2 separate regions of the Homo sapiens genome follow, and region 1 is linked to region 2. The links are chromatin contacts, found by Hi-C in ENCODE. All regions are on one chromosome and are shown on one strand. Each heading gives the region's core, a stretch centred on a gene start or an enhancer-like site at or near the end of the contact. The rest is flanking DNA. Distances are from core to core; before and after follow the strand shown. Region 1 overlaps KIAA2012. Region 2 holds the start of CASP10 (caspase 10).

Region 1 (7,511 bases), core at 465-2,964, 990 kb before region 2:
GTTTCTTTACCGTTCTGGCTAGCATTGCTAGTACAATGTTGAATAGAATCACTGATAGAGGACATCCTTGTCCTAGTCCTGTCTCTAAAGAGAATGCTTCTTGGCCAGGCGCAGTGCCGCATGCCTGTAATCCCAGCACTTTGGGAGGCCCAGGAGGGTGGATCACCTGGGGTCAGGAGTTCGAGACCAGCCTGACTAACATGGTGAAGCTCCATCTCTACTAAATACAAAAAATTAGCCAGGTGCGGTGGTGAGCAACTGTAATCCCAGCTACTTGGGAGGCTGAGGCAGAAGAATTGCTTGAACCTGGGAGGCAGAGGTTGCAGTGAGCCGAGATCGTGCCGTTGCACTCCAGTCTGGGCGACAAGAGCAAAACTGTGTCTCAAAAAAGAAAAAAAAAGAATGCTTCTCAAGTTCTACCATTCAAGTATTCAAGTGTGATGTTTACTATAGGTTTTTCATGGATACTCTTTGTCAAAATCAAGAAGCCCTCTTCTATTCTTAGTCTGATAAGTTTTAATTGGGAATGGGTGAATTTTATTTTTTTCCTTTTGCATCTATTGAGATGACCCTAAGGCTTTTCCCCACTAACCTCTTAGTGTGGATTATAAATATATTTTCATATGTTAGACCCTCTTTGAATTCTTGTGATAAACCAAATTCAGTTGTGTGTATTGTTAATACTTTTAAAAATATAAGCTTAAGAATTTGATTGGTTAATAGTTTATTTAGGAGTTTTGTATGTTTGATCATAAGTGAGATTGGTCTATAATTTTCCTTTTTTTATTTTATTTTTTGAGATGGAGTTTCGTTCTTGTTGCCCGGGCTGGAGTGCAATGGTGCTATCTTGGCTCACTGCAACCTCTGCCTCCCGGGTTCAAGCGATTCTCCTGCCTCAGCCTCCTGAGTAGCTGGGATTACAGGCACGTGCCACCACGCCCAGCTAATTTTGTATTTTTAGTAGAGACGGGGTTTCTCCATGTTGGTCAGGCTGGTCTCGAAGTCCCAGCCTCAGGTGATCCGCTCGCCTTGGCCTCCCATAGTGCTGGGATTACCGGCGTGAGTGACCAGGCCCGGCCTATAATTTTCCTTTCTTATGTTGTCCTTATCTCTAGTTTTAGCTGCTTTTGGGTTTTGACAAATTTAGGTCTCTTGTTAGAAATGAGCTTTTCTTCCTGGAAGGTGAAGAGAATTTTCAGAATCAAGGGACGACTGCTGTTCTCTGGGACTCTGGGGGACTTCCCGGGGGACTTCCCCAGTCTGGGCTGTGTAGGAGTAAACCAGAAACATTCTTAAGCGTGCACCACTTCCTACTTCCTCCTCTTCCAATATGAAGGAGAACTTTGAAATACTTCCCAGAGGAAAAATAGAGCAGTACCAGAGTTAGGTCATGTAGGTGCTAAGGACTAGCAGAATATTTTGCACCTAGTACTGCAGGCTGCAGATAGCAGGGCCTGGCAGTGTGCTGTGCCATGACTGTGCAGGCATCATACTGGGCAATGTGGGGAGCAAGGAGCCCCAGACCTTTGCATGGTGCCATCTTCCAGGCTGTAGATTCTGGTGAGTGGCACCACCAGGACTCCTGGGCACACACTTCTGGTCTCCCTGTTTTCTCCACAGTGTTAGGAGGAACTTTTCCAGCACTGGCTACTCCTCACTTCTTTGCACAGGTCAGGCAATCATTACACTTGCTCCTTCTGGAGCTGTTTATTCCTGAAGCTGGAAACTGCCCAAGGAAAAGTCTTCAAAACGAAACTGACCTGAACGGAACTGAACTGAACTAGATAACCACTAACACTGGGCAGACTCCAGTTACCCTGGTTTTAATAATTAGTTGTCATGCACGATTCTCTTGACTTGTAGGCCTCAGGTTTCTTCATCCATAATATAAAAGAACTTCTAGATCACCTCCAAGATTCATGCTGGCTTAAAAAACATACTGCCATAATTTCGTGATGTTTCCCTGACTTTTTACTATTTCCTCTCAGAAACACAGGGATGGCATCACAACTCAAAGATTCAAGGAGCATGGAGTCATAGAAACCTGGGTTCATCTCTCAGCTTCTCCACTTACTGGCTGTGTGCCCCTTGGGCAAGTTACCTAACCTCTTTGAGCCTCATTTTCCTCATCTGTGGAATAGAAACAATGCACTTTGCCTCATAAGGTTATAGTGAGGATAAAATAAGCTCAAAGTACATAAAGCACCTAGCATTACGTCTTGCTTCATAGTAAATGCCAAAAATGGCCAGGCGCGGTGGCTCACGCCTGTAATCCCAACAGTTTGGGAGGCCGACGCGGGCGTAAGCCCGCAAACAGCCTGGCGAAAACCCGTCTCTACTAAAAATACAAAAATTAGCAGGGCGTGGTGGCAGGCGCCTGCAATCCCAGCTACTCGAGAGGTTGAGGCGGCTGACTTGCTTGAACCTGGGAGGCGGAGGTTGCAGTGAGCCATCACGCCACTGCACTCAAGCCTGGGCAACAGAGTAAGACTCTGTCTCCAAAAAAAAAAAAAAAAAAAGTAAATGCCAAAAATTACTTCCCTTTTCTCCACCCCTAAGTGGAAAATTGGCCAAAATAAAACAGTATCAATTAAAAAGTCCAATTGTTTGGGTGGCACTCCAGGGGTTTGCCTGCCTCCCTGCCTTCTCCCCAGGGACTATGCGTGCCTGCTTTTCAGATGTTTAGACCTTCTAGCTCTGCCAGTCTCCATCTCGGGATGGAGTCCATAGGAGGCCCCAGCGTTAGAGACATCACAAGCCACCACAGAGAGGAAAAGAAAAGACTAAAGGAGGCGACACACTCGGAGAAGTGACCCTTCGGGGAGAGCCCGCCTGGGGTCTTGAGCTCACCAGCGAGGAGCTCCTTTTGTAAGGCCGGGACGACCTCGCGCAGCAGAGAGGCGCTAGGCAGAAGCCTCTCCGACGCCGCGGGGACCCGGAGCGGCGCTATTGAAGCCATAAACGCGGCAGGCCCCGAGAGAAGCTGCTCCCAGCGCGCCTGCTGCGGGGCCCCTGCCGCCGCGGAGGCGCAGATGCCGCACTGCTGGACCACTTTGGCCTCCCTCCCCGATTGGCCACACCTTTTTATTCCCTTTAAAAAAACTGCTTGAAGAATCTTTTCATTCATATTTCTCTAGTTGGGGTGTGTGTGTGTGTGTGTGCATGTGTGTCTGTGTATATGTGTCTGTGTGTGTGTCTATGTATGAATGTGTGTGTGTATATGTCTGTGTGTGTGTGTGTGTGTGTGTGTGTGTAGTATTTCTTTAAATCTCTATTTCCCCGGACCTTGCTGTTTTCTCCCGTGGGGGGCGAACCCTCTTTTTGATAGCTGTTAACATCCAGCATTAATCTATGCAGACAGCCTGGGGAGGTCAGCCTCACTGTTGCCCAGCTCTGCGAGCAAGGATGTGGTACTTAACCACTCTGTGCCTCAATTGTCTCATCTGACAAATAGGGATACCAAGGCCTGCTTCTTTACAGGATTAGTATAAAAGTTAAATGAGGCACTTTACAGAAAATGCATAGCCTGGTGCCTGGCACACAGGGAGTGTGAACTGCTGCCTTCTCTTGATGTCTTCATCACAAATGGGTGAACGCAGTCTAGGTTCGTAAATGCCTTCCTTCATGTCAGCCATTACCTCCTACAGGAAGCCCTACCTGATTTCTCTCTATCTGGATCAGATTTCTGCCCCGGTCTGGATCAGTTGTCCTTCCTGTATTCTCTTAGAGCACTGATCACACTCCACTCACTGGAGCTGTCTGCACACATATCTGTTTCCTCCACCAAAGCGGGAGCTGCAGTAAGGAGTGTGTTTTATCCAACCATGAAGGCTATGAAACTTAGTAGGGATCAGCAAGTGTATGCTGAGTGAATAATGGAAGCTTCCATTCATGCAGTCGGTGGTTAAAGACTTAAGACGGCCTGAACCTGGAGGCTGAACCATGGAGCTATCTCAGTGGTAGCACCGTGGATTCTGCTTTTCCCCTTAACAGAAACAGTTCCAATGTCATTGAATCACAGAAAGTGAGAAACAGAGATTGGAAGGTCAATTTTGTTATTTTCAGATCAGGAAGTGGAAGCCTCCAGAGGCCCAGAGGTTTATGGAGTCCTCATGCCATGCCAGAGAACCGTGGCAAAGCAGTGCTCCCATCTTGACCCATTGAGCTCTCACTCACTTGTTGCTGCACTGAGCCAGGGCTCACAAATGGCACAGGGATGGCCTCCTCCCAGGCTGTCACCTGAGGGAGGCTGGGTGGTAGAAGAGATTTATGTAGGACACAGTGAAGGTGGCAGACCAGCCTTCCCCGGAAGTGGGGGTGGGGGATGAGCTTGGGAAGGAGGCCCCGCCCCAGTCCTGGATCTACAGCCTACCACTGTGCAAGCCTGAGCGACTCATAGACGGCCAGAGCATGAGAATGGGATGGGGCCCTAGAGATGATCCATCCCGACCTCCTTGGTTTATGGGAAAGGAGACCAAGGCCCAGAGAAGCAATCCGCCCTTCCCTAAACTACAGACTTAATCAAAGGCACAGCTGGTAAAGGAATCCATGTCTTTTGAATCTGAAACCCAGTTTCCTCGATGAATAGATTTCAGTGTTTCCCAGACATCAGTGGGCATACGAATCACTTGAGGACCTTGTTAACAGGCAGGTCTGGGGTGAGACCCCAGATTCTCTTTTCTAATAAGCTCCCAGGTGCTAGCTAGAATGGGTCTAGATAGGTGGTTCTTACAAAAATCTCTGGTCTAGACTGCACTATGATGAAACGACTTGGTACACTAGCCACGAATTAGACCAGCCTTATCAGGTTAATGAGGGCATTGGCTGCTGGGACACTCACTGAGAAGCTGACAGAGCCAGTGTCCTCCTTCCCCATCAGCATTAGTTACCTGTTGCCTGTTGGCTGCTTCTGGGTCTATGGTGAAGGTGCAGGTTCTGGCTGGTGGCTGTAGGTTCCTTGACTGCACCCTAGTTAGAGGGCTGTGACCTTAGTAACCCTGGGAGGCACTGTTTCCTCACAGTGAACATCATGCCTGCAGTTGAAGTCTTCACTGTGAGGCCTTGAGGGTAGGAAACTTGGTTTTGTCATCTTTGAATCCTTTGAATACTTAGCATATTCATTCATTCATACATTTGACTCATTCATTCATTTAGGAAACATTTACCAGGCCTGAATAAGGCATGATCCTTGCCTTCAAGCAGCTCACATAACACATGGGGCTATAGGTGGTACTTAGTAGCCACCCAATTAAGCATTTGTGCAATTGAATTAGACTTCATGGATCCCAGGGACCCCCTGCCTGCCAGCTCAGACTTTTCCATCAGAGAGGAATAACCCTTCCATCTCGTTTGAAGTCACTTTACTTTGGCCTTTGTTAGAACAGTTGTACCAACATCCTATCTACTACACATCTGTCTCTTGAATAAGGCAATAGGGCTCTGGGCCTCCTTTTTTTGACAGAACAGAAATGATGGAAATGGCTTATTTGTTTCTGAGAATTTCCACAATACCTGCCTTTCGTCCCCACCCCCACATTGTTCCAGGCTGCTCCTTAAGGACCCCCTGCACCTCATGCAGGGTTCCCCAAATCTCTCACTCCTCCTAAGACTCTTAAAGCAGTTCTGTCATGTCCCAAGGAGTTATGTCACAGTAACTTCACTGAATGCAGAGGCTGGAAGGCTGCTTCATTCATTTTGGGTCTGCTGCCCATACCTGGACTTAAGCAGAGGACTACATGCATCCCCCAAAAGCACCCCCAATACCCCTTATGCCACCCAGACTGGGAAAGTAAAGAAATCATTATGTTATTACCTTAGAATAAGGCTCTCCTGACAAGGAGCAAATTGTGGCTCCTATTAAAGATTTTTAAAGAGTAGATGAATATCCCTTTTTGAGCACTTTGTGATGGGTACTTTTCTTTTTTTTTCTTTCTTTTTTTTTTTTTTTTTGAGACAGAGTCTTGCTCTGTCGTCAGGCTGGAATGCAGTGGCACAATCTCGGCTCACTGCAACCTCCGCCTCCCGGGTTCAAGTGATTCTCCTGCCTCAGCCTCCCGAGTAGCTGGGACTACAGGCACGTGCCACCACACCTGGCTAATTTTTGTATTTTTAGTAGAGATGGGGTTTCACCATGATGGCCAGGACGGTCTCGATCTCTTGACCTTGTGATCCACCCGCCTCAGCCTCCCAAAGTGCTGGGATTACAGGTGTAAGCCACCATGCCTGGCCCTATGACGGGTACTTTTCTAAGCACATTACATAGTTAACTCTTCTTTGTCACAACCACCCCATGAGATAAGTACTGTTAGTATCCCCATTTTACAGAGGAAGAAAAAAGATGCCCAGAGAAGTTTAGTAACTTACTCAAGGTCACACAGCTAGTAAGTGGTGGTGCTAGAACTTGAACCCTGGGAATCAGACTACATAATCAGTACTCTTGATCACAATGATGCTGCCTAAACAGTGCCTGCCAACCAATTCCTTCCCCACTACCTATTATTATTATTATTATTTTATTTTCTTAGAGACAGGGTCTTGCTCTGTCATCCAGGCTGGAGTGCAGTGGTGCAGTCTCAACTCACTGCAGCCTTGAACTCCTGGGCTCTAGGGATCCTCCTGCCTCAGCCTCCTGAGTAGCTAGGGCTGCAGGTCCTCACTACCATGCCTGGCTAATTAAAAAAAAATTTTTAGAGGCCGAGATGCAGGGCATGGGGAGGGGTCTTGCTATATTGCCCAGGTTGGTCTCCAACAACTTCTGGTCTGAAGTGATCCTCCTGCCTCCCAAAGTGCTGGGGTTGGAACCATGAGTGACTGTGTCCAGTATTCCTTCCTACTGTTTTTAAAAGAACAGGTTAAATTGAGTTGCTGCCAAATTCAGGGAAATACATACTGGAAACAAGGCCCAGGGCAGCGATTCAAAACTGTGGTTGCTGGTCCACCAGCATCAGAATCACCTGAGAACTTACTAAAAATGCAAATCGTCAGGCCTCAGCCCAGATCTAATGAATCAGAAACTCTGAGGGCGGGGCCTAGAAATCTTTAGTTTAATAAGCCTTACAGGTGATTCTGATGCACATTGAAGTTTGAGAACCATTGGCCTAGGAAATAAACAAGAATTGAAATAAGAATTGAAATTTTATTCTTTCCCTGGACTTTGGACAGGGGTAGAGGAGTGGAAAGTTTTTTTTTTTTTTGAGACGGAGTCTCACTCTGTTGCCCAGGCTAGAGTGCAGTGGTGCGATCTTGGCTCACTGCAAGCTCCGCCTGCTGGGTTCATGCCATTCTCCTGCCTCAGCCTCCTGAGTAGCTGGGACTAACAGGCACCCGCCACCGCACCTGGCTAATTTTTTGTATTTTTTAGTAGAGACAGGGTTTCACCGTGTTAGCCAGGATGGTCTCGATCTCCTGACCTTGTGATCTGCCCGCCTCAGCCTCTGAAAGTGGAAAGTTTTGTATTTAAAGCCAGAGCAATTTTTCAAAGCCACTTTGATTTGGAGGTTGCTGATTTGACC
Region 2 (6,896 bases), core at 4,355-6,854:
TATAGTCTTGCCAAACGGATCTGACCTGAGTCTGATGAAGCCTCTGGATTCAGCTGCCAGTCTGCAGGAAATGCAGAGGACAGAGGAACATGCCAAACTGCACCACGAGTGTGCAATCAGCAAAACTCAGCCTGTGAGAAACTCCACAGGCCAACCGCCCAGAGATTCTTCAACAGATACATTTTAAGAAAAAGAAAGAGATTTGGGGGCAGGGAGGAAATCTAACCTACAGATTAAAAGGCACTTGAAAGAAAAAACTGGACAAGGCCAGGTGCGGTGACTCACACCTGTAATCCCAACACTTTGGGAGGCCAAGGCAGGCAGATCACTTGAAGTCAGGAGTTCTAGACCAGCCTGCCCAACAGGGTGAAACCCTGTCTGTACTAAAAATACAAAAATTAGCTGGGCATGGTGGTGCATGCCTGTAATCCCAGCTACTAGGGAGGCTGAGGTAGGAGAATGGCTTGAACCCAGGAGGTGGAGGTTGCAGTGAGCTGAGATCATGCCACTGCACTCCAGCCTGGGCAACAAGGCAAGACTTCGTCTCAAAAAAAAACAAAAACAAAAACAAAACACAACAGATTCCAACAGAAGTGAGCATTTACTGAATGCTATACCAAATATTGGCCTCATGCTAATGCTTCATGAACATTATTCCAGCTAATTCTCCCAACAATCCTAGAAGGAAGTCATACGATTGCCCACAATTTTACGTCTAAGAAAATAGAGACTCAGAAAAGTTCAATCATTGGCCTCACAGCATGGGTTTAGAATTAGAATCAGGACCAGAATCTAGGCTCATCCAGCACCAAAGCCAATGTTCGTAACCATTGTATGATACTGTCTCCCATAAAAAATAAATCTCCCTAAAAACCCTTTCCAGCATCTTTCTAATCATTGATTAAGACAGTGCTCACACAGACCCATTCTGTATGACCCACTCACCATTTCAGTTTTGGGAAGCGAGTCTTTCAGAAGGAAGATCATGTCCTTTAAGTTCTCTGAGTCAATGCCTTCTGACAGTTCGTAGAGCAGGTTTCTAAGACACACACCCAAAATGACAAATAAAGCCTTACACTTGTGGAGGACACCATAATCAATCAAGTGCTTTCATAAATGTTTTCTGTCATTTGAATGATCAACTCTATGTGTAGACAATTATTAATCCCATTTATAGGTTCAAAAAATGAAAACTTTCAGTTTCTAAGTGACTTGTTTAAATAAAGATAACACAGTAAGTGGTAGAAGCAGGCCTTCTGACTCCAAGTCTAATGCTGTTTTTCACCACACTAAGAAGGCATATTTAAAAAAAAAAAGGCATAAAACACAATTCTGACATGCCTTCCCATCTCCTGATTCCATCAAGAAATTCAGGCTTACTTTACAGGCCCTTGGTAGATAGGACCCCAGGCCAGCCAAGGTACAGTCGGTTGTATATTGAAAAGGGAAGAAAACTACCCCAGCTTCGAGATATAATCCACAACCAGAAACAGTGAGGATTTCATCCACATACTAACACCCCTATGTGTCAGAGACTGTCCCTCAGATGTTTAGCCAGCAGAATGGAAATATGGATTTCTGGAATTCATCATTCCTTCCACTGACTCAAGGGCAACTCAGGTTCTGGAAGCCAGTTCCACCGCTAAGGCTTAATGTGTTCTAATCGCAGAGACCATAAAACACCCTCCAAAGGCTCCTCTTCGTGAGGTTCTCTGATGTGGACACTATGTCAGTGAACAATTTTAAACACTGTCATCAGCCTGGCACAGTGGCTCACACCTATAATCCCAGCACTTTGGGAGGCCGAGGTGCGTGGATCACTTGAGGCTAGGAGTTCCAGACCAGCCTGGCCAACATGTTGGAAACCCTGTCTCTACTAAAAATACAAAAATTAGCCAGGTGTGGTGGTGGGTGCCTGTAGTCCCAGCTACTCAGGAGGCTGAGGCAGGAGAATCGCTCGAACCCAGGAAGCGGAGGTTGCAGTGAGCTGAGATGGTGCCACTTCACTCCAGCCTGAGTGACAGAGCGAGACTCTGTCTCAAAATAAAAATAAAACGCTGTCATCCATGATAAGACCAATGCCTAAATTTTACCTCTTTGGGCAAAATGCCTGTTTTTACCTTTCTGGATTCCCACCCAAAAATATAGAAATTTCTATAACTAGACATGGCATAAATGACATCCCTCCCTACCCCAGAAACACATCTCTTTTTTCATCTTGCTTATTTCACTCCAAGTATGCATTACTCTCTTCTCAAGACCCCGGGAAACAGGTAGACAGACTAGTGGATCCCAGGAGGGAGAAGATCTGCACGTGTAGCCGCTGGTAAGCAGGGAAAACACGGGCTCTGCCACACTGAGGTGGGCTTCACTGCTAGTGAGAAGCAAAACAAAGGGAAGCCACCTCTGGGCCCAGGGCTTGGTCTTGAAGCTTTGCTGACCTCCCAACTCTTATCTCATTAGCATCAGAGGCTGAGAAGGAGGTTTAGAATCTCCTGGTTTATCATCCAAGGAGGTAGATAACCAAAAGATCTTAACTGCAGCTTCCTTTCAAAGCCCAATGGCCAGAATGAACACTAGATGGGAGATCCTCCCATCTCCACCACAGACCCGTCCTCACCTAAACAGAGAAACCCTTTGTCGGGTGGGCAGCAGTCGCTCCACTTCCTCTTTGGTACAGTTGAGGTGCTGCAGCAGCTTCTTCTGCCGTATGATATAGAGGAGTTCTGCCAGGAAGAAAGGGTCTTCCTCACTCAGCAGATCCTCTGCCAAGAGATGTTCAAAAACATCTGAGGCTGAGCTGGACTTCTCCAGCTTCTTGTTGGGGACCAATCCTATGCAGAGAAACTTGAGGTTCTCCACATCTTGGACCCCCAGGTTTGAATCAATAATCAGAAGCTTCTCACGAAAGCTCACTTTACAGTTTTTATCTGAACTGGAATACCAATGTTGACCTTGAGATTTCATGGCCAGCCTGAAAGGGACAGAGAGGTGGGGCAGGGAGTTAGAGAGTGAGGACATATGGCCCCCTGACTTCCCAGGCCCTCCCCTCACCACAACCTTCTCCGTTCTGGGCATTAGACTTTCCTAGAAGTGCTGAAAAATAAAAATTACGGCGAGGCTACTTCAAAAAGCAACAGCCCAGAAAACTTTTCCCCAACACTTGCAAGTTACTTTTTAGGAAACTTGGAGGGTGCTTATATTGGAATTCAATTCACCTTGATTTCTCCCAAATCAAAATGTTCCCAGAGAGAGAAAGTTAAGATGGAGGGACACAGCACAATTTTTCTCAAGCCTGGTAGCCTGATTGGAGCCCTTACATTCATTTCCAGCACGTGGCAGAAATAGCACTTGGCTCTATGCTTTAAGTTTTAGACACAAAGCAATCTGGGGGAGGCAGGGTTATCCTTATGATCTATCAACCCAAAGACAGCAAGGTACCGTGAGGTATGTGTGTTACATCTTAACTTCAGACTGCTACCTGTAAGAGGGCAGGCCTTTATCTTACAGAAAGGGAAGGCATAATCCTAGACCTCAAGCCTGAGCAACATGGCGAGACCTGGTCTCTACTAAAAATACAAAAAATTATCAGGGCATGGTGGCACATGCCTGTGGTCCCAACTACTCAGGAGGCCGAGGATGGAAGGATCATTTGAGCCTGGGGAGCACAGGTTGCAGTGAGCCATGATCATGCCACTGCACTTCACCCTGGGTGACAGAGTGAGACCCTGTTTCAAAAAGAAAAATAAATAAATAAAATATCCTAGACCTCAGGAGGAAAGGGTGGTTTTAGACAAGAGTTGCTCAAATCAGTGTAGGAAGTTAAAAATTACATGAGTCGGCTGCTCTGTCTATGGAGTAGCCATTCTTTTGTTTCTTTACTTCTCTAATAAACTTGTTTTCACTAAAAAAAAACAAATTACATGAGTCAATGTTTCCATCTGATCAGTTTATAAACTATGCTATTCTCTATACTAAATTTCATCATAATCAGAGGAGCAATGCAGTGATAAAATTTTCATTGTAATACTATTTATTCTATAAGCACTTGAGGTATGTAGTCAATATGCAGAACTTGGCTATTTTTAGAAACAAGAAAATACTTTATAAAGGAAGGAACAGGTGGGGTGTCATGGCTTACGCCTATAATCCCAGCACTTTGGGAGGCCAAGGCGGGTGGATCACTTGAGGCCAGGAGTTCAAGACCAGACTGGGCAACGTGGTAAAACCCCATCTCTACAAAAAATACAAAAATTAGCCAGGCATGGTGGTGCACGCCTGTGGTCCCAACTACTCAGAGGGCTGAAGCAGAAGGATCATTTGAGCCCCGGGGATGGAGGTTCCAGTGAGCCATGATTGTGCCACTGCACTCCACCCTGGGTGACAGAGCAAGACCCTGCCTCAAAAACAAAACAAAACAACAACAAAAAAACCTCCTAGACCTCAGAAGGAAAGGGTGATTTTAGACAAGAGTTGCTCAAATCAGCGAAGGAAGATAAAAATTACATGAGTCAATGTTTCCATCTGACTAGTCTATAAACTATGGTATTCTACATACTAAATTTCATTATAATCAGAGAAGCACTTCAGGAGACTGAGGCAGGTGGATCACTGTGAGGCCAGGAATTCGGGACAAGCCTGGGCAACACGGTGAAACCCCGTCTCTACAAAAAATACAAAAATTAGCTGGGCTTGGTGGTGTATGCCTGTGGTCCCAGCTTCATAGGAAGCTGAGATGGGAGGATTGCTTGAACCTGGGAGGCGGAAGTTGCAGTAAGCCAAGATTGTGCCACTGCACTCCAGCTTGAGTGCTGGAGGGTGAAAGAGGGAGACTCCGTCTCAAATAAATAAATAGATAAATAAATAAATAAATAAATAAATAAATAAAGGAAGGAAGACACAGCAAAAATCAAAACCTCCATAACAAACAGTGGTTATATCGAGGTGACATAACTATAGATAATACAAATTTCCTTCTGGGCTTCCAATTGAATTTCTCAAATTTTATGCATATGTGAGCATACACATTACTTTTGGTGTTAAAAGAAACAAAAAAATGTCATTTTTAATGTGATAATCCAGGGGATCTTCCCTGCTACTAGCCCTGAGGTCAAATGAGTGGTTTATTGGAGACACCTTTCTATTCTACCGCATCTAGCATTTGCCTTGTGGTTTCTTGACAATTCTGATCTCTAGTTTTAGTGAGTCTACCAAACTTTGTCTCTGTGAGCTAACATATTTCTGCCCCGGTAAAAGGCTATGTTGGAGGCTTCCGGATTTTTTAACTTTTGTTTTCCCAGGCATGACAAAGAAATCTAAGAAAAAATAGTGCCATTGCTGACAAGTTTTTGCAAGTTTCTACAACACGAAGCCATGAAGCAAAGGAAAAGATTCAAGCATGAGACTCTGGAGTAAGAAGGGTTGTTAATTACATACCTTCAGATCAAGCTCCACCAATCTTCTGGAAGTAAACGGTTCTCAGGGAAATTGCCTGAAAACAAAGTTTTAAAGAAAGTAGAATCCTCTGTGTGCTCCAAGGTCCAAAGAAGCTCCCATTTGCTTGGGAAGAGACTTCAAGACTTGCTGGTTGTTTAAGTGAAAACTGAATCTTCAGGACTGGGTAGCCTGATACTAGTTTCCTGCTGATGTCATCACTGCTTATCTGCCTTTTTCCCTCCCCTTTTCCAGGGTTAAGATAACTTTGACAAACAGCGTCTCCTAAAGGCTAATTTACAACTTTCTCACTGTAGAGCTTGGGGTTTCCCCAGGTAAAGCAAAAGCTTCCTAGAAACGAACCCGTGGAAGCCACAAAGTGCTTCAGGCTTTCCTTTGGATCTCCATTTCCTTGGTAAGTCAAAAAGGGAAGCATCTGTTTTCCTAACCAACTCCTTCCCCAAACACACTTCACTTTTCAAATAAAGCCAAAAAGCTCATGAAATAGTTGTCGGCCATGTTAACCCTTTCTTATGTCCACATGCAAATAAACAATGGAGCGATCTCCACTTACCGCAACCTCTGCCTCCTGTGTTCAAGTGATTCTCCTGCCTCAACCTCCCGAGTAGCTGGGATTACAAGCATGCGCCACCACGCCCGGCTAATTTTTTGTATTTTTAGTAGAGACGAGGTTTCACCATGTTGGCCAGGCTGGTCTCGAACTCCTGAGCTTGTGATCCACCCTCCTTGGCCTCCCAAAGTGCTGGGATTACAGGCATGGAGCCACCGTGCCCGGCCCACAAATAAAATTTTTAAAAGATAAAAGAAAAGTGGGGATTCACTTTCAGTCTTTGTGGGAGAAATTAAGAAATAAAAAGAAAAAGAAAGGAAAAAAAAAAGAAAAGTGGGGATGGTGAATTACAAGCCCATTTGGAGGTACCTGCAAGAGACTCAACAAATTTGTGGTAGGCAAAACTGACAGTATGTGTTCTCACAGCACATTCAAACCAGCAGGAAAGTGAGACTTTGAAGACATTATTTCTAATCATAAAAACAATACTGCACACTAATATTGCAACTACCATGTGCCAGGGCATTTACAAATATTTACTCATTTCACCATCCCAACAACACTGTAAGATAAATACTATTACTATGACTGCTGCTTTAACATGTGAAAACTAAGGCACAGAAAGGTTAATTAATTTGCCCAAGGTCACACAGTGAGCGGCTGGAAGAGCCAAGATTTAAACCAGCAAGTTTGGATCAAAGTCACTACACTATAATTAAGCTAACTCAAATGTGCAGCACTCTGGAAAGAGGTACAGAGTCTTAGAAAGATGTTTTATCTATGGGGAAAAAAAGCAAGATTTATGATGCTTTGATTAGCAAATGTATTAAAATGTCCTTTCCATGTCCTAGGCATCATTCAGAGAACTTCTGTGCTTAAGAAAGACAAGTCC

The links. A loop is a pair of places that touch in the nucleus more often than their neighbours do. Pooled maps may share reads with other maps.
Region 1: a map of PC-9 shows a loop between it and region 2 (13-fold over the local background). The contact joins the enhancer-like site here to the promoter of CASP10 in region 2. A Hi-C loop is called at or near these places in 4 of 168 maps with a recorded cell type or tissue (CD4-positive, alpha-beta T cell, CD4-positive, alpha-beta memory T cell, PC-9 and 1 more), 1 of 37 single-sample maps with no recorded cell type and 10 of 50 pooled maps.

What each region holds. Positions count from the first base shown.
Region 1 is chr2:202,166,856-202,174,366 of GRCh38, reverse strand. All of the region lies in intron 15 of KIAA2012, which reads right to left. Among named protein-coding and RNA genes, the nearest start is that of KIAA2012-AS1, 54 kb to the right of the region's middle. RefSeq lists enhancers at 1,187-1,396, 2,649-3,467. Within about 2 kb of position 1,714, at least 2 of the 41 ENCODE cell types and tissues checked have a DNase peak (open chromatin) inside an H3K27ac peak, as active enhancers do.
Region 2 is chr2:201,181,849-201,188,744 of GRCh38, reverse strand. It overlaps CASP10 (caspase 10), which reads right to left and starts at 5,604. Exons shown (of 10, transcript NM_032977.4): 1 at 5,437-5,604; 2 at 2,621-2,974; 3 at 946-1,039. The coding sequence starts at 2,967.